Regions from separate parts of the Homo sapiens genome. Here region 2 is linked to region 1. Evidence: chromatin loops called from intact Hi-C (ENCODE). Cell type or tissue: spleen. All regions are shown on one strand. Each heading gives the region's core, and the rest is flanking DNA. Links, peaks and the distances in the headings are about the cores only.

Region 1 (11,653 bases), core at 1,231-9,230:
CCAGCCGTGTCTGACCAGTATGTAAAACCGCCTTCAAGTCCCCAGGAACAGGGGCCTAGAACCCTACTCTGTCTCTTTGTCACTGTGAGTTTTACAATGCCACTTGGAGGGAGGAAGGGGGGTGGTGAAACGGCCAGAAAGTAACAGAAAAATCAAGTCCCTACAGAGGCTAGTTCCTGAGTCTGCAAATGGCCAGTCAGGGAGAAGGTAAACTGGGGGCAAATCAATATTTACCCAGAACTGCTAAAAAGTCAAGAAGGAAAGGGCACACTTGGTGGGGGGGTGGCTGGTGTGGGGGTCATAGAAGGTTTTATTGGGCGACACTTACATTGGTCAGGACAAATCCAGGATCAGGACAGATAAAAGCCCAAGCCCAGCCACATTGGTCTGGATCCTGCAGGAAGCCCAGGGGCCTTAGACAGCAGATGGTGGGGTGTGTGTGAGGGGTGGTATGCGTGCTGCTCTGAGTTTAGGGCTGAGTGTGCAAGCTAGGAGCAGAGGACAGGTCCAAGCCTGGCTTCTCACCAGTCCGCCTGGGGTGGAAAAGAATCCAGCACTCTCCCCAGCACTATTCCGGTAATGTGCCCACTTTCACTTTGAACGCTTGTTCCTCTTCTAGGCATCTGACCAGCTCACAGTAGTGAATCAGGAAGTGGAAGTATGTGGCTCTAAAGCAGCAGGACCCCCAGAACCCCTCGACAAAACATGGCAGCTACAAGACGGGTCGCTGCTTGGTTCTTCAGCACCAACACCCTACCATGCTCCCAAGAAAAGGTTGCATTTCCCAGGCACAGAGGAAAGGCTTCTTGGACTGGTTCTTGGGCAAAGAAGGACTAGGCACCCTCTGCAGGCTGGAGATCCTACTTGAGGGGAAGGCAGGAAGTGGCCCCAAAGAGCCCCTTTTTCTTGTCCCAAAATAGAGTGAAATAGCGGGTTCCCAGATTCCTGGAGAGTCAGGTCCGGTCCACAAAGAAGCGTGGCTTTAGGGCCCAGAAGGGGGGTTTAAGTCCCAGCCAGAAGCACAGCTGGGGCTTGTTCCTCTTAAGCCCCTTCCAGAACTAAGCCAGCCATACTGGCGAGGTGGGAGCATGGATGAATGGTGCACAGGGATCGCTCGCTCTATCTCAAAGTCTCTGGAGGAGGAAGCGTTGTTACCAGGTCAGAGCAAGGATCAGGCTGTATACCTAAGTGTGCGAATGTGAGTGTGTCAGTGTACACTGTGTGTGTGTGTGATGAGTCGTTCTGAGTCTATGGGTCTAAATGCAAACATATGAAATTGCTCACTAACAGTGTGGACAGGGAAGGGATAGGGGCTCCTAAATGCAGTCCAAGCCTCCAGTGGAATGTCCTGGGACCCAGGCATATCCGCAGGAACCGATAAGCAGCAAACACCCTGCCACTGTTTCCCTGGAAAGAGCAAAATCGCAACTCCATCGAAGCCGAAGGCGCCGATGTCCGTCCTGTGGTCTCACTGCAGAAATACGCGCCGGTTCCTGGAAAGAAAACAGTCCCAGAGGCTCCAAGAAACACCCATTCTGAGCTAGGCTGGTCCCGTCCTCCCCACTCTCCCATCCCTGACCGCCGGCAGAATTACCTGACCTGTCCCCACTGCTCCAGATCGCAACCCAATCGCGCGCCCACCTCCCCTCCCCGCCTGGTTGCGCGGGTCTGGGCCCCACTGGGATAAAGGAAGGGAAGGGGGGCGGAGATGGGGCCGCCTTCCTTCCCTGCCCCACCCGCACGTTCCTCCGCCTCTCCCCCGGGTGAATGGTGCGCGGCCGCGCGGCTGGCGCTGGGGACGGCGCGGGCCGCGGCGGGGACGACGGGTGCACCGTGCAGAGCTGGAGTCGGAGCCGCCCGCTTTGCATACGCCGTGGGCGGAGCGGGGGGGCCGGGCCAATGGGCGGCCGCCTGGCGCGACCCCGCGGGGCGCGATCCGCCCCCCTCGCTCGGGCCCCGGCCCCGCGCCGCGCGCTCTTCACTTCTTGGGGGCTTTTTAAAACAGCGCCACTGGGGTCTTCTCCATGCGGCTCGGGCTATGACAGCCTCCGTGCTCCTCCACCCCCGCTGGATCGAGCCCACCGTCATGTTTCTCTACGACAACGGCGGCGGCCTGGTGGCCGACGAGCTCAACAAGAACATGGAAGGGGCGGCGGCGGCTGCAGCAGCGGCTGCAGCGGCGGCGGCTGCCGGGGCCGGGGGCGGGGGCTTCCCCCACCCGGCGGCTGCGGCGGCAGGGGGCAACTTCTCGGTGGCGGCGGCGGCCGCGGCTGCGGCGGCGGCCGCGGCCAACCAGTGCCGCAACCTGATGGCGCACCCGGCGCCCTTGGCGCCAGGAGCCGCGTCCGCCTACAGCAGCGCCCCCGGGGAGGCGCCCCCGTCGGCTGCCGCCGCTGCTGCCGCGGCTGCCGCTGCAGCCGCCGCCGCCGCCGCCGCGTCGTCCTCGGGAGGTCCCGGCCCGGCGGGCCCGGCGGGCGCAGAGGCCGCCAAGCAATGCAGCCCCTGCTCGGCAGCGGCGCAGAGCTCGTCGGGGCCCGCGGCGCTGCCCTATGGCTACTTCGGCAGCGGCTACTACCCGTGCGCCCGCATGGGCCCGCACCCCAACGCCATCAAGTCGTGCGCGCAGCCCGCCTCGGCCGCCGCCGCCGCCGCCTTCGCGGACAAGTACATGGATACCGCCGGCCCAGCTGCCGAGGAGTTCAGCTCCCGCGCTAAGGAGTTCGCCTTCTACCACCAGGGCTACGCAGCCGGGCCTTACCACCACCATCAGCCCATGCCTGGCTACCTGGATATGCCAGTGGTGCCGGGCCTCGGGGGCCCCGGCGAGTCGCGCCACGAACCCTTGGGTCTTCCCATGGAAAGCTACCAGCCCTGGGCGCTGCCCAACGGCTGGAACGGCCAAATGTACTGCCCCAAAGAGCAGGCGCAGCCTCCCCACCTCTGGAAGTCCACTCTGCCCGGTAAATGACGACCTATTCCCAGCCCTGGTCTTCCGGCTCTGCTCCAGCTTCTTCTCCGCTCGCACCCGGGCGATCCCGGGTGCGTTTCTGTTCTCTTCCTGGTCTGCCCTAGCGGCTCTGCACCCCTGGGAGCCCGAGCATGGCTGGCTGGGTCTGCCTGCACTGCCTCGAGTTGAGCTGGTCCCTGGCTCTCCCTGGGTGAGGGGTGGCTTGTGGAGACCTCGGCTAGCTTCCCTCTCCCTCTGCGCCCCGCCCTCCCCAGCCCCTGACACCAATTTAAGGATGAGAAATTGACCAGAAAACAGCTCCCCAAATTGCCCCTCCCTATTCATTCTCTCAAAAATGGCTTCAGTGTAGAAGCTTCGAGTATTGGGACGGGCACCCAGAAAGGAGGCAGGCACAGAAGTGTTGTACCTTGAGCCTGGCGCTAAGGTGTGGGCCGTTGGACCAGGCTATCACTCGAGGCTGCCTACGCGCTGCTCCTGCAGGATGGCCGGGTTGGGGAAGTCACTGGAGCCCTGGGTGATTTCATTTCAGTTCAGAACTAACTACCTTCCCCACTGACCCTCTAGGCTTTAGCAGAAGACAGGATTGTACAGCGGGTGGCAAAGAGCAGCCGGGCGCTGCAAGGCGGGTGGCTCAGATCGAGCTGTCGCCTATGCCCTGGCTGGGGTCCGATCCCTGTGTAACTTGCCTTCTCCCTTGTCTTCTAGACGTGGTCTCCCATCCCTCGGATGCCAGCTCCTATAGGAGGGGGAGAAAGAAGCGCGTGCCTTATACCAAGGTGCAATTAAAAGAACTTGAACGGGAATACGCCACGAATAAATTCATTACTAAGGACAAACGGAGGCGGATATCAGCCACGACGAATCTCTCTGAGCGGCAGGTCACAATCTGGTTCCAGAACAGGAGGGTTAAAGAGAAAAAAGTCATCAACAAACTGAAAACCACTAGTTAATGGATTAAAAATAGAGCAAGAAGGCAACTTGAAGAAACGCTTCAGAACTCGTTGCTTTGCCCAGATAATGATAATAATGCTTAATAATAATTGAAGAATGGGAAAGAGAAAGAGACAGAGACTGGCATTTTCCTCTCCCGAAGGAGATCTCTTTCTCTTTAATGGAATCTACAACTGTTTTAAAACTTTAAGAAAGGTAAAGACTGCCAGTTCTTCCGCCAACCCCATCAGCCCAGCCCGTTAAATGTCAAACGTCAACCCCCAAAATACGCAATTTCAGATAAGTTACGCAGTTACTGAAATCTTGTAAGTATTTAAGTGATCGTTACATTTTAGGACACTGCGTTAGATGGTAATAATCTGGAAGTTGGTTACAAACGCAAGAGGCCATTGTAAACATCTGCTTGTCCTTCTTAGGTCGCCATTCCCTTTGCATGTTAAGCGTCTGCTCAGGTAAATCTTAGTGAAATTCCTACCGTTGTTGTACGTTCTGCAAAACATTTTATGTATAGATTTAGAGGGGAAACGAGAAGGTACTGAAATAATGATCTTGGAATATTTGCTGTGAAGGGAGAAAGGGAGAGAAAACTCTTCTGAGGATCATTTGTCTTGGTAGTATAGTAAAACCAACCAGCTGAACCTTTCAGGCTACAAGAGAACCCGGGTCGGTAATGTCTTTTTAAGAATAATTTTTAATTGCTTATAACAAGCATATTTTGTGGCATTTGAACTATATTTACTGCTCCAATATCCGTTATTTTCCAAAGGATTTTGTATCTTTTTGAAAATGTTTACATCATCAGATGATCCACAGAATTCACTTTATGTGAGATCTCCCGAGAGTTTCCATCCCAACATGATGGACTTTGGTTTGAACACAATTCGTTTTTTCATTTGAATTGGCATTTCCCAATATTTGCTAAACATTTGCTGGAGAAATCATTTTTCTTTTTTCTTTTTTAGAAAACTCAGAATGAAAATTCATTCCCCTGAAATATTTAGGTGTCTATATTCTATATTTTGATCTATTAAGGGATTAGTATTTTTCCATGTTTATTGTGTTATCAGAGTGCATTAGAAAGATTAGTGATTCATCTTCACAGCACATTTTTAATCAAGCAGTTATTTCAACCAGCACATTCGTTTTGTTCATATTCACTATAGAATGATATCTTGTAAATAAAGACATTCAGCACACTGTGAAAATGTATTTGTGCACCTGCTTTTTAAATATTTCTACTAAAAATGAAAAAAAAAAACCCTTAGACCTGTAGATAGTGATATCGTAATATTAATTGTTAATAAAATAGTCACTGCCATTAAAATCTGCAGAAAATACTCTTTACTTTCCTATGCTAAATGTGCACTGCACAGAAAGAAAAGGAGCAGGTTTATCTTATATAAACCAAGGACCATTCTTTATTATTATTCAGTACTTCTTTTGCTACCAAATTTTTAAGAAAAGGGAGAAATCCCTCATAACTAAAATCCTAAAAAATGATAAGTGCTTCAAGGAGATTAAAGTGTCAGGTATTACAAAAGGGAGAGAAAAGAAAGGAGGAAGAGATAGTATGAATTCCCAGGCTCCCTGTGGAAAATGAAAACCAGTTGTTTTGTAGCAGCAATGCCTAGGCTGTCGTATTTTAAAATCTGCTGTTGGGTCTGCATGTGTCTGAGAGGGCAGGTTTTGATATTTGTTGAAATGACAGGACTACGAAAGGCCTTAAACCTTGACCTTGACGAAAAAAAAGACAATTTGTGACCTTGACTTTTGACAGCTCATGAATTGGCCTTAGCTGGATTAGTAGATCAAGGGCGCCACCTCGCGTTGACAAGCCTCCTTGTAATTCTTCAACCAAGGGAATCAAGAGCTCTTACCTCCTTGACTTTAGAGATTCAGTACTCAATTATTTGGCTCCAGCTGGAGCAAATTTGAATATATGTAAATTATACATGTCCCTGTATATATGTAAATATATATAATATGTGTACACATGTATACATTTGCATATTAGTGCTTGTGTGTGCTTGTATATATATTTGTAGAATCTGTACAGATATCATATCATTAATTGCTAATGACGCAAGATATTGTAATTTAAGGTGATTTCTAGAATTGAGGTACAAAATGTACTTTACAAGATGAAGCCTTGTTCCTTTTCTCTAATGGCCAAATTTGATTTGTCTTCACAGTGGCTTGCTCTGCATCAGATTTCTGCAGATCTGCTTTAAAGCTGTACATTTTTGTTACAGTCTAAGATGTGTTCTTAAATCACCATTCCTTCCTGGTCCTCACCCTCCAGGGTGGTCTCACACTGTAATTAGAGCTATTGAGGAGTCTTTACAGCAAATTAAGATTCAGATGCCTTGCTAAGTCTAGAGTTCTAGAGTTATGTTTCAGAAAGTCTAAGAAACCCACCTCTTGAGAGGTCAGTAAAGAGGACTTAATATTTCATATCTACAAAATGACCACAGGATTGGATACAGAACGAGAGTTATCCTGGATAACTCAGAGCTGAGTACTGCTCCAGGGTGGTGTGCAATCTTATATTGATGCTTGTGAATCTGCCATTTGATTTGTAGGATAAATAAATATGTTTAATATTAACAACTTCCATCAAAACTATAATAATAATATTATATCTACTGTTGACCTCTAACAACAATCAGGTGCTGTATTCAGAGTCATAAAGAATACATATGTATGTTTGTATATTTAATATACACATAGGATAATGTGTTTTTGTCAAATCTATGCTATGCGCATATGTATTAAAATGTTGGTGGAATCAGTAGCCGTGGGATGCAGAATTGTGAGATGCAGGCTAATTTTATCTTTACGTTAGAGGAAAGTAATAGTGAATGGAAGAACCAGATTCATCATTTTATGGAAAATAATATTGATTGGTTACAAAAGTGGCTGCCGGAAACCTCTCCAACCTCTCCTGAGGACTCACAACTTCTTTATAGATGAGAATTACGAAAGAGTCTCTAAAGCTGTCTCAAAAACAGGCTGGTGTTGAAACATACATATCGAAAGGTCTCGAGAAATTCAATTATATTTTGCTGCCCTGAGGATTTTCACTCCACTTGTGGAAACAAATGATAATGTTGCTTCAGACCCACCTCTCCACCTCTTGTTCCAAACAGTACTCCATTTCCAAATGAGCTGCCATCAAGCCAAAGTAACAACTTTCTCCCAAAATGTTTAAAGTGGTGGAAAATCCCCTCAAAGCTGGATCAAACTGTGTGTTTAAGAACAGCTCCAAAAGGGACTCTTCTGTTGACAGGGGATATTTTTCTTTAGATGTAAGAAATATTCTGAGCCTCGAGCCTAGGAAGGAGGCCAACAGCAGCTCTCCAGCCGGGATCCCGCCCCTTTCGAAAGCCATCACCACTACAGGAACCCTGGGTAAAGTAGTAGCCTTCTTTTTTTCTCTCTCTAGTTTTTGAAACTGTAATGACAGAAGACATTTCAGGGTTGTTGTGGGGATTTTTTCCCCCCAGTTCTAAAATGGTCATTGATAGTGTCGATCTTACCTAACTCTCCTCCTATTTAAAATTTCTGTGGATCTACCAGATAACCTAAAGTGGGCATGGATTATTTATTATGGCTCCTTTAATGCCCAAATAGCAATCAGTCTAAAACCTTAAAACAAAAACAAAAACAAAAACAAAAATCAAGGAGAGACCAGCCACCTCCTGAAAAATAGGAATAATAGTATCAGCCACTGACCCATGGATAATGTTGTTGAAAGCCTGATTAAAGTATTTTTTTCTAAAAAGAAAACTCTTCCTGAATTAAGAAAATAAAAATGGGACTTTAAAAAAAAACGCTACTTTTTCTATCTGCTCTCAGTACTATCATATTTATTTACTTATTTTAAGTGGATGATTGTTAAATGTCGCTATGCATTTCACTCCTATTTGTGACTGATGCAGAGCTGAAGCCACCCATTCAAGTTATTCAAGTTGTGGGTTTTTAAAAAAAATTAACAGAAAAGGGAAGAAAAAAATTAAAACAACCTAGTTGAAATCTTTTCTTAAAAATTCACCACTAGGCAGTGAAATTCAGCTGCAGATGCAACATTTGTGTGCGGAGAGTTGACACAGATTTCACTTTGTAATACATGTAAGTGCAGATTGCACTCTGCTGCATGTGTTTGGAGGCCTTGGTGAAGATGCAGTGTCTTGCTTCCTCTGTGAATTCCCGAGTTCAGGAGCAGAGACGGAGGTTGCCCTGGACTGCTAATCCCCAGACCCGGTGGGTTCAGAGGCGCCCTCCTGGATTTGCGGACCTCTCCCAAGGAGACGCTAGGGGCTTGCTGATTTATGCGCATTCCTTTAAACTTGATCGAATGCGTGTCAGCCGACCAAGACCTGGAGAATCAGAGAAATGTGCAGCGAGTTGCTCACATCCCATTTCTCATAAGCAAAGATATAGCGTTATCCAAAAGGCAGAGGGAGATTTATGCCTAGGTTTTAGGACAGGCACGCTAATTAAGTTTTCATCTGCTAGGCCGCCGGTCTATAACAGCCGGCCTCATTCTTTATGAAAATGCCCACTCAATCCTCGTGCATCTATCTATCTCTGATGAATGCCTGAGAAGTGCTTGCTATTTTTAATTTTATTTTAAAGGGAAGGAAAAAGACACTGGCGCAGAAAAACTCCTCCGTGAAAGCAGCCAAGGCCTTGCCACAGTTGATTTCATTTCTGCCCGGCTCTCGTGACGCTGAAGAGCCGGATCCACTGGGCAGAAATAATTACAACGGGTCTCAGAGATTTCCAAACCTCTGCGGGCGGTTATGCGGCGACATAGGTCCTCCCCCAGGTACTGGGGTGTGAACTCGGAGAGCTACCTGATGTCGCGCCCCTCGGGGACAGAGGCGCGGCCCCAAACCCTCCACGCTTCTACAAGAACCCCCTACTCAAAATGGAGGCTCAGGCCGGTGTAAAGCGGGCCTCCCTCTGACGGCACGCGGGCCAGTCGGGGCTGCGGCAGGACGGCTGGCGGAGGTCCCGGCGCGGAACAGCAAGGGCCGTGTCTGTGCGGGTGAGTGGCCCCGCAACTGCAGGCTGACGTCACCGCAGGCCGCGCGGGCCTTCGTGGGGCTCCCCGGGCGCGGCTGGATCAGGACAAGCCTACTTCAAGGAATGTTTGGTGTGGGTGCCCACTTCCCGGCCCCGCCCCGCCCTCCCCAGGAGAATAATCGGGTATTTAATCTCTCCCGGTCTTAATTCTTGGCAGCGTGGAAGGTGGTTTGCAACGGGAAATAAAACTTGACAGGAGCATTTTCTCTAAAAGGGATTTTGAGACGAGCTGAAAAGAAACCGTGTTTTTCTCTACCAAATACTTCCGCTTTCTGAGCCCGGAGCCGAGCGGTGGGAGCTATCCGAGGGAACGGAGAGCGAGCCGGGCACGCGGGGCTACGCTGTGCACCCCAGCGGCCGCGCCGTCCGCCCGGGCGGGAGGCAGCCTCGGGCTGCGCTGCGCCCCGCGCCTCTGCCACGCTCCGCGCCGCTGGGCTGTAGGCCCCGAAGCCGCCCGCAGCCCGAGGCCGGGACCCGGCGCACGGGACCGTGGCACCGGCAGGTCCCGGTTGGCACCCAGAGTGGTACCCAGGAGCTGGCTGAGGGCGGCTGGGGTCAGGAGCTGGCTGAGGGCGGCTGGCGAGAGAAGAGGGCCCTGGAGAGGGCCTTAAGGGGCTTAGCGTTAGCTCTGAGCCTCTGGTCTGGGGGGTTGGCGACAGCAGCTTGCAAGAAGGGTGGTGAGAGCAGGGCTGGGGGCTTTGTTTCCGGCCGCGGGTCTGCGGACACTGCACAAAATGGAGGGGGAAAGGGGGTGAGCGCGCAGCTGGCGTGGGTCGAGCGGACTGCTATTGGGTGGAGGAGGCTGGAGAGAGCAGCGTCCCCCTCCCTGCGGCTCAGCCAGCGCCCTCCTCTCGTGCCGTAAAGGTCAAGTCCTCCGCGCCACGGCCGCCTCTATGGTCAGGGCCGATCGCTGCCGCCGCCTCAAGAAGGCACAGGACGCACAGTTACCTTGCTGCAAGCGGGTTCTGGTAGCCTGGGCTCTGGGCTCGTGCACTGGAGGCAGAGGTTCTTTCTTGATTTCCAACTCTCCCATCCCCAGCCCTGTTGGAAAGGAGTCCCGGCAGCCACGGGTGGCCCAGGCCGTGTCCCCGTCCCAGAAGAGCGGGGTTTGCCCCAGTCCAGCAGACTTCGGAGCCCGCTAAGGCCTAGCGGGGGCGAGAGGGAGCGCCTGCAAGCCCAGGGGAAAGGACGTGGCTGGATCGGAGTTCTGGGTCCTGGTAGGAACATAGGGCCGACTTGGCAGGGAAGAGGATAGGGGAGCCAAGACCCTGCTGGAGAGACTCTCCTGGGGTCCCAGAATCCAGGCCTCTCCCTCAGTGAGTGGCAAGCCTTTGGTGAGACCCTTGATGCTCTTCTCCTGCCTAAAATCCACACAGATGTGAGGCGCACTCTTCCAAGGTAAAAACTCCTGACTCCCAGCCCCCAAGAATCCTTCACTGCGCTCTGCGAGGGAGAGAGCCCCTTACCCCCTGCCTATAGCCTGCCTCCAGCAGATCAGAGCATCAGGCCCTGCGGTAAACGTTAGCTTAAGCGTGATCTGCCGCTGAGCCTATCTCTCCAGGTGAACCAAAGAGGACATGCAAAGGATTTCTTTTCGCGGAAGCCAAAAATCTGGATTGTACCCCTAGGGCTGCGTGGATGGGCTGGGCTGGGCTGTGGGGGCATATATAGCAGAAACAATGATCTGTGAATGGGTCCCATCGCAGAACTGCCTGGAAGGGTGTGTAGGGGAGGAGGGCTGGATGGGGTGATGGCTCTTCTCAAGCCTGGAATGTGAGCCAACATGAGCACTGAGTGGAAATGGAGCTGCCCTAGGAAGCAGTTGGAGCTTTGTGGCGTGGGGGCTTCCTGTGAGCTACGGCTGTAGAGACCGAGACCCAAGGACCAGAGCCAACCTTCGGGTTGGGCCACCCCCTTTTGTCTTCTTTATCTCAGACACACTCTGCTGGGAAACCTGTTTGGGCCAAAGCTGCATGGGGAATGGAAGGCAGACACTGAGAACTAGGGCTTCGCCCTTCAAAGTCTCCCCCACCCCATTTGTTCCCATGCTATAGGAAAAAGAAGTCTAATAATTGGCAACAATAAAAATAAAAATAGTTATTAAAGGAAGTAATCTTCTCTTCTCCCTTCAGTTTGGGATCCACTAAAGTAAATGATAACTAGATTGCTTAGGTACTTGAGACCCTCAGCTGAGCCCTGTGCCCCACTCTGCAGTGGCCAGGGGAAGGGTATGGGCCTTTTCAGATATTTAGGGGCTTTGAAGGATGACTGAAACTGCCAGTCAGACCAAGCAGAATTATGAGGTCCACTTCAGGGCATTACCTGTTTCTGAGCTTTTAGGAAGTGTTGGGGACCTTCGGGGAGGGTGAGGTGTCTCAACAAAGGGACAAATTAACCCCTGCCTCCACCTGGTAGTGATAGAGGTGATCTCTTGATTTTTTAATTGAAGCTTCAGTGCTGCCTCTGGGCAGCGCCTGGAAAATGTGATGGATTGTCTATGATCTGGCAATAAGCCATGCCCTGAGAACAAATACGTGGAGATCTCCTGGGCCTTCCCAGACAACCCATCTCCCCTAGCTCACCACATAAGACAGATGTGCCCACAGGAACCCTTTGATTTGGAAGGAGATATTCCTGTAATGG
Region 2 (11,653 bases), core at 1,683-9,682, 590 kb before region 1:
ATGCAGTAAAAAAATTCAACTCACCAACAATCAAACAAATAAGTTAAAACAAATGCCATTCACCTTTCAAACTAACAAAGATCAAAAAAACAGTAACATTCCAATATTTGCATGGGTTTAGGGCAACTGGCACATTCACAAACAGGTGGGCTTATATAAACTGTAACTGGCATCTTTTCTCATCAGATATTTACAACATTCATCAGCACCTTAAAAATTCTCACAGCTTTTGATCTAGCAATTTTATTTCCATAAGTTTCCAAGAAAATTATCAAAGGGTATAGACATAGGTTTAGCTTTACAAGGATTCAATAAAATACTAAAATAATGAAAAATCATTAAGAACCTAAAATGTCTACCAACATGAGAATTTATGATAAACTATGATATACTACCTCTATATAATCAAAGTCTGTGCAGACATTACAAACAATACATATCTCATATACTCTTGGTGGGAATAAAAAAATCAATAGAACATTTTTTTGAAAGGTAATTTGAAAATAACTATCAAAATTTAAATACTCATTGACCCAGTAATTCCACTTGAAAGAACTTATTCTACGGATTATAAATGTGCCTACATATTGCTATAAGGATGTTTACTGCAGGATGCTTATAAAAGCTGAAGACTATAAACAATCAAAAACAATCAAAAAACATATACTACACAGTTGTTAAATGAAGAGAAGAAATACTAGGCAGTTGTTATGATGAATGAAAAAGATCCACATGTGTATCATAGTGCAAGATATCCATTTATAAATTTTTTTAAAAGGAAAAAATGTATAAATTCTAATTTGTGTTAAAATATAAATATACGTATATTCATAAATTCAATAATAACTTACTTATCTGAGAAGGGATGAGGATTACATTTTACTTTGTATCCTCATGTACTGTTTAAATTTTTTTATAACCATCACCTCAAACTACTTTCACAATCTTTTAAAAGCTTTAGCAACTAGTAGTCATTTTTCTCAGGTACTTCCATAACTACGCTTTTCCTCACAGAAGTCTTGCTTAAATAGGAAAAAGATGCTTAGAGAAATTTTTAGCATCTTATTAAATAACAAATAATCAAATACACTTCTCATGTTTGCACTGGCAATCTGTTACATTAAAAAGTAACAAGGATTAACCATTAATTCTAAATGTCATGCGCTTCTGACGTTTTAGGTATTACATTAACTATGTCTGAGTATTTTTAATAGCAAATTACTAAAAATAACATCATAAGAAATAATGAATCAATCAAGGTAAATCTATATAATGGAATATTATGTGGCCATTTTTTTCAAATGAGGAAGATCTCTACAAACTGATATGGAGTAACTAGCAACTTATTTTGTTCAGTGAGAAAAAGGTGCAAAATGGTATGTATAGTAGCGCTACCTTTTTTAAGAACGAAGAGGATAAAGAAGGATGTATGTACATGTACACATGCATATATAAGCTTATTTTTACAAAAAGAAACATAAGAATAAACTAGAAACTTATGAAAATGTTTATCTATGGGCATAGGTAAGAAAAGGGTTTAAAAAAACAAGGAAGAGATTGAGACCTCAGAGTAAAATTTTTCTATCATTTTGACTTCTGAACAAAGCAACTGTTTTACATATTCAAACAATAAAAATAAATCAAACAGAAGAATAAAAGCAAATATTAAAATTAAATACAAGCAAATGAAATTATATTACAAATTTATAACATAGGTATGCAAAAAAATAGTTCAAGTAACTTTTGAACATGGCGTTTCTATACATCCTTAGTGAAACATATTCTAAGAAAAAAGAGCTGTAAAAATACCTTAGCTTTATTTAGTACATTTATTGTTGGAAGTGGCATTGATGTAATAATTGTGAAAACACTGGTGTGTACGGCTGGATGGAAACACATGAGTAATAATGATGTTTGGGAAACAAGAGTTCTCACATTGCGAGAAGAGAGATATAAATATGGAATGGAGCAAAGGAAGGAAGAATCCTAAGGTACTAAATCTGAATTGGAGCTATCAATATAAATTAAAGATGCAAAATACCCACTGAATGTGCAAAGCAGCAGCCCCATAGTAGCAATAGGATCCAGTTCTTGGTTTCAAAATACCATTACCTACTAAAAAAAACAGAGTTTCTTGGAGAAATGGTAATATCAGGTCTGGGGGAACAACCTGAAGTTAGAACATACAGTTGTGCCATAAAGCAAGAAAGTATTCAAAGCATTATAGGAACATATCAGGACAAAAAAGCAGGCTTGAAAAGGTTCCCCTGGTTAAATTCAGAACAATTTGGGTATGAAAAAGAATAATGATGATTATGCATAATATGCAGCAAAAAATCAGTAAGTCCAAAGTTATATTTAAAAAAGAGGGAAGGGTGACAGGAATGTCCTCATGATAAAAGATTACCTACAAATAAATGTAGAAGGCATAATAGAATTTTTTAAATCACCATTTTTCTATCATTAATTATTACCAACATAATAGCTGATGCAGGTGAGGAGCATCAAAGGACAATAAAAACATTGAGGAAAGGCTGTTGGAGAACAGGGTGTTTATACAGATTGCTTAATAATCACAAACAGGGAAAGAAAAGAAAGGCACCTATATAGAGACAGGTAGGCATAACTTTAAACAAATTATTAAACCTAACATTATCAAGAACGAAACAAATTGACATTATATAACTTTTGATATGACTCCAACAGGATGGACAAAACATCATCTATGTCTTTTCTTGCAAAAATGTCTCACCTGAATCTAGTCATGAGAAACAACAGACAAATCCAGATTATAGAACATTTTCTCAGACTAGCCTGTCTTCTCCAAAAATATCAATGTCATAAAAAGTGTAGGGACACTATTCTAGACTGAAACCGACTCAAAATACAACAATCAAAATAATATGTAGTCTTTGACTAACTGTGAATCACAAAATTTTAAAGATTATATAAGAATACATTTGGGGCAATGTGATTGTGAACTAACTATGAGAATGACTGTTATTCAATCAGTGCTAAATTCTTAGGTGTAATAACGGTGTCATGGCTATGAAGAAGAATGCACTTGTTCATAAGGGAGACATGCTAAAGTATTTAGAGTAAATTATCGTAATACTTGCAACTCACATCGCTCAGAAAAAAAGGCATATAAATGAGGGAGATAAAACAAAGAATGGCAAAATATTTTAGGGTACATCAGTATTCATTGTTCTGTTCTTCCAACTGTTTTGTAAGTTTGAACTTTTTTAGAACAAAAGCTTGGGGGAATTAAAAATGAAAATCATATTGCATACATTTCATAGGTATGTTTTACAATCTTCAAATATATATAGCAAAAGTACTTACTTTACTTGAGGTTGTAAGCAGGAAAGTTCTTTGCAGATTTTCCTTTTCAGCCAAACATAACTGCAGCCTGCCAATCTCTTCTTTGAAATGAGTAATCACGCTTTCTTTGTTCCCATCTAAATTTTTTAAAGTCTGGACCTCTGACATAAGCTTGGTATTTTCTATTTCTGTATTCTTCAAATGTACCTGTAATGGTGTTTGAAAATGTCAAGAATATTCTAACTCCATGACCTAAGTTAGTCAAAGTTTAAAATACCATTATATTTCTAACCCAAAGACAACGAAAGGAAGGAAAGACATACTAGACTAGGATTTAGGAGACCCAGGTTCTGCCAAATGACTAGTTAAGCATGCAGGAGCAGAACACAGCTTTTCTAAGCTTTTTTATTTTCCAGAGAGATTATTCTAAGCCCTAACAACATCACCTGATCTCTAAAGTCTTTTCCTTTGATTTAATGGTTTCAGGTTCTCTTTAAAAATGCAAATAGATTTGGTTGTTCTTTTGGGGAAACAAATTATGTTATTTGGCATATTCAAATCTGGCACGACAAGACTCTGGAAAACTAGAAGGGGTGCATTCAAAAACAACATCTCAAACAATTCCATTTTCTGCAGGCGAAAAGTACGATATCATTTAGTTTCAATGTGCTGAAAAATGTATTTGTTGACTAACCCAACTATATTGATTTTCCCATGACTCTCGCTATTGCTGATTTGCTCCTAACACACATACAAATCAAATTCAATAACTGGAATTATAAATACAGACCTGTAGTGTACACTATCAAGTATATCCTGCTTTCGTTAAGAGTACTGAGGAGAAATGAATTAACTTACTTCTTGCACTTTACTCTTTAAATATACAGAATGCTGAAGGACTAATTCCTGTTCACAAGGATAGAATATTAACTCCTGATTCTCTGAAGACATCAGCAACCAACACCCTTGCAGCATCACTTTAAAACGCTACCTGATGTTCATAATCATCAGCTCATTAAATTGACTTAACAAGAAACGGACTTAACTCAGAATGTTCTTGAAATTCCTCATCTGGAATTGCCTTCAGGAAATGCTTATGAGCCACTTAAAAAAATAAGTCTCAATTTGCACCCACAGCATTACTGACAATTAAGCTAACTACCCTATATTTCAGGGTTGCTTAAAAAAATAAATAAATAAAAACTGCCAGGCACGGCGGCTCACGCCTGTAATCCCAGCACTTTGGGAGGCTGAGGCGGGTCAGGAGATCGAGACCATCCTGGCTAACATGGTGAAACCTCGTCTCTACTAAAAAAATACAAAAAATTAGCCGGACGTGGTCGCGGGCACCTGTAGTCCCAGGTCCTCGGGAGGCTGAGGCAGGAGAATGGCGTGAACCCGAGAGGCAGAGCTTGCAGTGGGCCGAGATCGCACCACTGCACTTCAGCCTGGGCGACAGAGCGAGACTCCATCTCAAAAAAAAAAAAAAAAATTCAAAACTTCAAGCGGTCAAGATTTGTTAGCAGTGAGGATATTTTTACAAAATGACATCTCTGAAGATATTCTAAAAGTCAAACTCTAAAATGGGATTATTACTAAATTAATGTTCTCCCCAATGTGTATATATATATATGTTCTTAAAAAGGAAAAATAGTTACATGAATTGTGATAAACAAGTATCTTAATTCCATTAAACCTCTTCAACTTATTACACACTACCTGTTAAGTATCTAAAACAGCAGCAAATTAATTCCCTGAAAACTAACTTTTAGGGGTGATATACAACATGACTGTGACTTCCTCCTTGCTCTCTCCTGGATCACTCACTCTGAGAGAAGCTAGCTGCCATGCTGTGAGGATATTCAAGCAGCCTATGAAAAGACCACTTCAAGAGGAGCTGAAGGTTCTCCTGCCAAAAGCCACTGGAGTAAGCCATCTTGAAAGCAAACCCTCCAGTCCCAATCAAGCCCTTAGCTGACTGCACCCCTTGCCAACATCCTGACTGCAACTACACAAGAGGCTAGAGCCAGAACCACTCAGCTAAGCTGCTCCTAAATTGCTGACCTACAGCCCCTAAGTTCTGGGGTCATTTCTTTTGAAGCAACAGGCAATAGATATGGTAAAAAATAAATTACCTTATAAAGTTCCTTTTCATCCTTCTCTGTCTTCAACTGACATTCAAGTTGTTCTCTTTCATGTTGTGCCTTCTTGAGTTTGTCCTTTAAACTAAGATAGGTATGATAAAGTAACATTATAATGTTTTAAAGTTTTAAAATTTTTATTGAATTTATTTTTTAAAAGCATGAGAAATACCTGTCTAATTCGGTTTCTTTTTCAATTGCTTTATGTGTTACTGACACAATATCTTCCTCAAGCTGATGGGCTTTGGATGTAGCATCACTGAACCTCTTCTTAAACTCTTCATTTTCCATTTTTAAGCTTTGTGTTACTTCAGTAAGACCCTGAGAAGTGACAACAAGGTATTTTGAGAAAACACAGAAACATAATCAGTAAAGCAAATTTGCATATCTTTAAGAAAACTATGTATTCTTAGAATTTTAATCCCACATTTGTTCCCTCCAAATTTGAGAAGCTAAGACTATAAAACTTGAAATGATAACATATATTTAAATTTTCATATACTAAATTAATCGATAATTTGTTTTTTGTTTGGGGTCTCACTTTGTCACTCAGGCTGCAGTATGGTGGCACAATCACAGCTCAGGTGATCCTCCCACCTCAGCCTCCCAGGTAGTTGGGACTACAGGCACCCACCACCACGCCTGGCTAATTTTTTTTTTAATAGAGACAGGGTTTTGCCATGTCACCCAGGCTGAAACTCCTGGGCTCAAACAATCCTCCTGCCTCGGCCTCCAAAAGTGCTGGGACTACAGGCATGAGCAATGATTCGTTTATTTATATACATTTTCCCCCCACCTTCAGACTTTTCATGTACCCTGTATGTTGATTTTACTAACTTTTCTCCACCAGGGGGCAGGCAAGAAAAATGAGAAAAAAATTTTAAAAATTAGTCACGACATATCAAGTCTTACACGACACCATCAAGGTTAACACCCACTTTTTCTAGCACAGGTCACTAACTGCCATCAAAGCACTAACATATGCCTAAAGCCATGTTCCTAATCTTCTTGCCAGTGTGACTCAGAGGCCTAAACAAATATTCAAAGACACTAAGACAAATATAAAAGAGGTAGTAAGTGCAACAAATTGAATGTTGAATTGAATTTCTACTTGGAATATTCTACTTTAAATGGACAATTCATAAGACTCAAATATAACAGTGTATATAGGGAAGTGCTTTGTTATAGAAAACTATATTATAAAAGAATTGGTAAATTAAGATAAAATTATTTTTATTAAAGAACAATTTTAAAATTTCTCCCCAAAACAGTAATACTTACCTACCCAGCAACAAAAACTAAAAAAATCACCGTTCTGCCAAGTTAAAAGTATGAAAGATTATATAGTATTTATAATTCACTTTAATTCACATAAAAGAACTCACCCAAGTATTTTCTTGATAGAATATCATTTTAAATATCTTGCTAGAATATGAACATTGCTACATTATTTTCTAAAAGTCAGATACACCCTATTGACTTATTTTTGGTCAAAGCAAATGTTTGTCTGACTGAATTTGTAACACTAACCAAAAACTGTTGTACAAAATGCTTTTTTGGTTCCAATGCCATAATACCAGAGAAAAAAACAAATAATATTTATTTCCTCTGCAATCATAATGATTGCTGTGAAATTGGGCACATTTTCAGGATTTGTCTTGTTGATTTATAAAGATGGCCAGAGAGGTTTCTAAATAATGTTCACATTTTTTTTATTTTTAGTTTTACCACCAGTGCTCTCTTGGCACTGCAAATACACTACAGATTTAACCCAAGTATTTCTCCCTAGGACAAAATTACTTTCCAATCCTGTAAGTAATGAAGCCCTATAACGGGTATACAGCATTCTACAAAATGCATAGGAAAAGAGAAAAAAATCACTAGCAACTGAATGTAAATCATGAACTAATTGCTTTGAGTCAGTTAACTTTACAGTGAATTATAAATTAACTCTGACTACAACAAGCGTCTTAGACTTTCTCTGGTGCCCATAAAGGCACCTGATAGCTTCCCAGCATACAAGCCTCCTTTCAAAACACATGAAAACGATAAAGTAAGGATTATTCTTCAGGCCTGTAGTTTTCACGTCTGAGTTAAGCATAAGCATCTTCAATGTGGCTCCGTCGTTCTTAGCATGAAAAAGCTAAGAGCTTTGCCATTTCAAACAACTAGGAATCATGCTTTCAAAAATTAACTTTAAAAGATAAAATCTAAAAGACAATTTTTCTAAAACACTTTTAGTCATTTGTAAATCATGCCAAAAGGACATCATAATTCTAATATTAAAACAAAGAAAACCTCCATCAGATAATTAAGCCTGCTACATTGTATGCCGATATGAAAACAATCATAAAAATTGGGGCAAAGGGAGATAAAGAGATTTGAGTACTTCAGATTCATGCAGGGACTTTCCTCCCACTCCTAAACTAAAAAAATCACTGTTTCCATGAGCCACTATTACCAATTCCCACAAGTCATAACTCTCACTTATGAATAACCCGATAAAAAGATTATGAATCATTCATCTAGGTGGCTAAACACATTTTAAAAGTATTTAAAATAACAGAGCACATTTATTCTCATGTTAAAAAATAAAATTCTGATTATAAACAAAAGCATATGAAGAAACCAGATACAGTATCACTAACAATTATCTAGAAAAAAGGTATGGTATTCTAGATTCACACATACACAGAGTAAAATTTAGTAAACTAGCACCTGAACACTTTAAATAACAAATTATTGACAAAACAATTATTTATGAAAATTGCTAGTCAGATTTTAAATCAAATATCACTCATTTTACTTAATCTGGCTTTTCTCAAACACCTAATTTTGAAATCAACTATAATACCAAGTTATGATGACAGCTACACAGACTATAAAGACATCTTCTCTGGTTTCTACAAATCCACCAGACAAAAATATAATATTTGGCCGGTGTGGCAGCTCACATCTGTAATCCCAGCACTTTGGGGGGCCTAGGTGGGTGGGTCACCTGAGGTCAGTAGTTCAAGACCTGCCTGGCCAACATGGTGAAATCCCATCTCTACTAAAAATACCAAAGAAAAAAAAAATTAGCTGGGCGTGGTGGTGTGTGCCTGTAGTCCCAGCTACTTGAGAGGCTACTCAAGCAGGAGAATTGCTTGAACACACGACGTGGAGGTTGCAATGAGCCTAGATTATGCCACTGCACTCCAGCCTGGGCGACAGAGAAAGACTCCATCTCAAAAAAATAAAATAAAATAAAACAAGAAAAGAAAACAAAAAGTTTTTAAAATGGAAAAATCTTATGGAATTTGGATACAAAGAAAGAATATTTTTGCACAGCTGTACATGTTTGTGTTTTGAGCTAAATGTTATTTCAAAAGAATCAAAAAGTTTTTAAAAAGAGAGTGAAAATGTTACAGTGAGCTAAGGTTAATTTATTTTTGGAGAAAAAAATATTTTATACATTTAGTATAGTCTGGCCAGGTGCGGTGGCTCATGTCTGTAATCACAGCATTTTGGGAGGCCGAGGCGGGCAGATCACCTGAGGTCAGGTGTACGAGAGCCTGGCCAACATGGTGAAACCCTGTCTCTACTAAAAACATAAAAATCAGCCAGGTGTGGTGGCGTGCACCTGTAATCCCAGTTACTCCGGAGGCTGAGGCACAAGAATCACCTGAACCCAGGAGCTGGAGGTTGCAGTGAGCCGAGATCACGCCACTGCACTGTACTCCAGCCTGGGCAACAGAGTAAGACTCCGTCTCAAAAAAAAAAATTAATTAATTAATTAATTTAGTGTAGTCTAAGTATACAATATTTATAAAATCTACAGTAGTGTACAGCAATGCCCTGGGCCTTCACATTCACTCACTACTCACTCCCTGAATAACCTAGAGCACTGTCAGTCCTGCAAGCTCCATTTGTGGTAAATGCCCTATACAGGTATAACAAATTTTACATTTTATACAATATTTTTACTGTACCTTTCCTTTTCTAAGATATCTAGATATGTTTAGATACACAAATATTTACCATGTGTTACAACTGCCTACAGTATTCAGTACACTAACATGCTGTACAGGTTTGTAGCCTAGGAGCAACAGGTTATACCATATAGCCTAGGTGCGCAGTAGGATATACTATCTAGGTTTGTGTAAGTACACTCTATGATGTTTGCACAAAGAGGAAATCATCTAACAACACATTTCTAAGAACGTATCCCCATTGTCAAGTGGTGCATGACTATAGTAAAAAATGTGAGGGCTACCTTCAATTCACTGAAAAATCTGCTATGAACAAATGTACTTAAATTCAACTTTTACAGAAAATAACAGATCCAAGCACTATTTTTGTGGTTGGAGTGGAGAGGAGGGGGAAGAGAGACAGGCTACAAATATATTAGTGTCTAAATTATTTCCTGAATATGAATTTATTCCACAAACTAGTGATTTTTTTTTAACATTAGGTTTCATATACATTTTTAAAGAGTTAGGGAATAAGTAAAAAAATTTAGGGTAGTATAACTTTACTTAAAATTACCTTTTAATTAAATTGAATGGGAACTACTCAATGATGTAGTCTTATGAAATAAACTATGAAAATGCTTCATTGTACAGTTCTGTACTTATCAATACAAAAATTATGGGTTTAAAAGTATATAAATATATTGTAGAAATAATATATTATGAGTTTCTTAAAACTATTACTTTGTAAAGCAGGTACAAAATTAAAGTAATTGGCTTGAAAGAAATATATTGCTATGTATACATAAGTTATAATCATCACCCCATGTATTAAAATTAAGCCTTTTGTATCTTTTCTTGATGACAATTGGCAAAAACAAACAAAAACAAATTCAATGAGATCATAAATTCAAAACTGGTTTTTGGCAATTCCATGTATTAGATACTAAATGCCTTAAACTGCCTCTGTCCAAAACCAGGTACCTAATGCTATGATAACAATAACAGCTATCTTGAGAGCTACTGTGTAGGAAATGTTATGTGCTTTATGTATAATACATTCTCATTTGATGAGCACATGGCCTAAGAATTAGGAACGACTATAAGGCTCGTTCACATGAGAAAAGTGAGCCACAGAGAAGTTAAGTAGTTTATCAAAGGTTACACAGCTAGTAAATGGAAGAACTGAGAATGATTTCAACTTTCCAATATCTTTAAACAAAAGTTTTCTAAAATAATAACTGAAAATTTTAATAATTGAGGTACTGAAATTTTGGTAATTTGATTTTTATCTACTCTTGATATGACCTTTCTTAACAGTGGTACTAATAAATAGATTAAGTTATAAGATACTCTCCAAAGATAACTTCCAGATCTCATTCACAAACTGCTAAATTCAAAGACTACTATATTGGTGTTGTGTGTTGTGGCAGAGACTGCTGGTTGTCTGCCAAATTATGACCTCCTTTCAACCATAGTAACTACATATCACTGCCCAACTATACTGTATTCCCAGCTTCTCTTGCAATGCATTATAGTCATCTAAATTATCATCAGTTAAATATAAATGAAATGATATATATTACTTCCACCTCTATAACTTACACTATTGATCATGCCTTGTCTAAGATCTCTTTCCCCTTTCATCCAGCTGAAACCAGGATATGTCAGTGACCAAGTTTCTATCACGAAGACATAAATTCTCTAGGAATCTAAGGGTGGGCAGTGGAATGATATAAAAGGTAACAAGGCCCCCGAATAATCATGCAAAGCAAATCTGCGATCCCCTCCCCAGACTTCAATGACTTATGACATAGACTGTTACATTAAGAACAACAAAAACTTTACACTGTTGGGTTTCTTTGTCTTCACTCTAATTCATTATTTATCCCTGACTAGTATTCAAATCAAGTAACTCATCTGATACACTGCCATTAAGACAAAAAATTAAATTGGCTATGTAATAAAGTATAAGATATGCATCACTGATCATACCCAAATTCAACTACTATTGTAAATTACTTTAAATATCTGAATCTTGAAGAGAAAATGTAGCAACTAAAAGCCAAAAATAGGGAAATTACAAAGCTAGTTCAAACACTGCTATGATACTGAGTACACTTAATCCAAAAACAGCCAATTTGAAGGGCAACAAATACATATGGTAGAGGATCTCAAAACAGCAAAGCACTTGTCAGAAAGTGCCTCAAGATATTTGCCTCAAAAATCAAAAATCTA

The links. Hi-C counts contacts between places; a loop is a spot of excess contacts. Peaks named below come from ENCODE experiments on the same cell type or tissue, not always from the same donor. Only the 100,000 strongest peaks of a DNase experiment are listed, where the experiment ranks them.
Region 2: a loop joins it to region 1, with 5 times the contacts of the local background. A loop is called at or near these places in 50 of 110 quality-filtered maps.

What each region holds. Positions count from the first base shown.
Region 1 is chr7:27,190,463-27,202,115 of GRCh38, reverse strand. It overlaps HOXA13 (homeobox A13), which reads left to right and starts at 2,025. Exons shown (of 2, transcript NM_000522.5): 1 at 2,025-2,960; 2 at 3,674-7,752. The coding sequence starts at 2,039. The coding sequence ends at 3,918. HOTTIP (HOXA distal transcript antisense RNA) reads right to left here and starts at 1,695. Exons shown (of 3, transcript NR_037843.3): 1 at 1,595-1,695; 2 at 1-1,493. RefSeq lists enhancers at 8,871-9,428, 9,429-9,986. In spleen, for the core only: a CTCF peak has its summit at 5,777 (motif pointing left); a DNase peak (open chromatin) is centred at 5,735; H3K4me3 peaks cover 3,190 bases; H3K27me3 peaks cover 8,000 bases.
Region 2 is chr7:27,779,296-27,790,948 of GRCh38, reverse strand. TAX1BP1 (Tax1 binding protein 1) reads right to left here. Exons shown (of 17, transcript NM_006024.7): 6 at 5,638-5,786; 7 at 5,460-5,550; 8 at 3,346-3,531. Among named protein-coding and RNA genes, the nearest start is that of TAX1BP1-AS1, 44 kb to the right of the region's middle. In spleen, for the core only: CTCF peaks have their summits at 6,066 and 6,283 (motif pointing right); no DNase peak of the experiment used is centred there.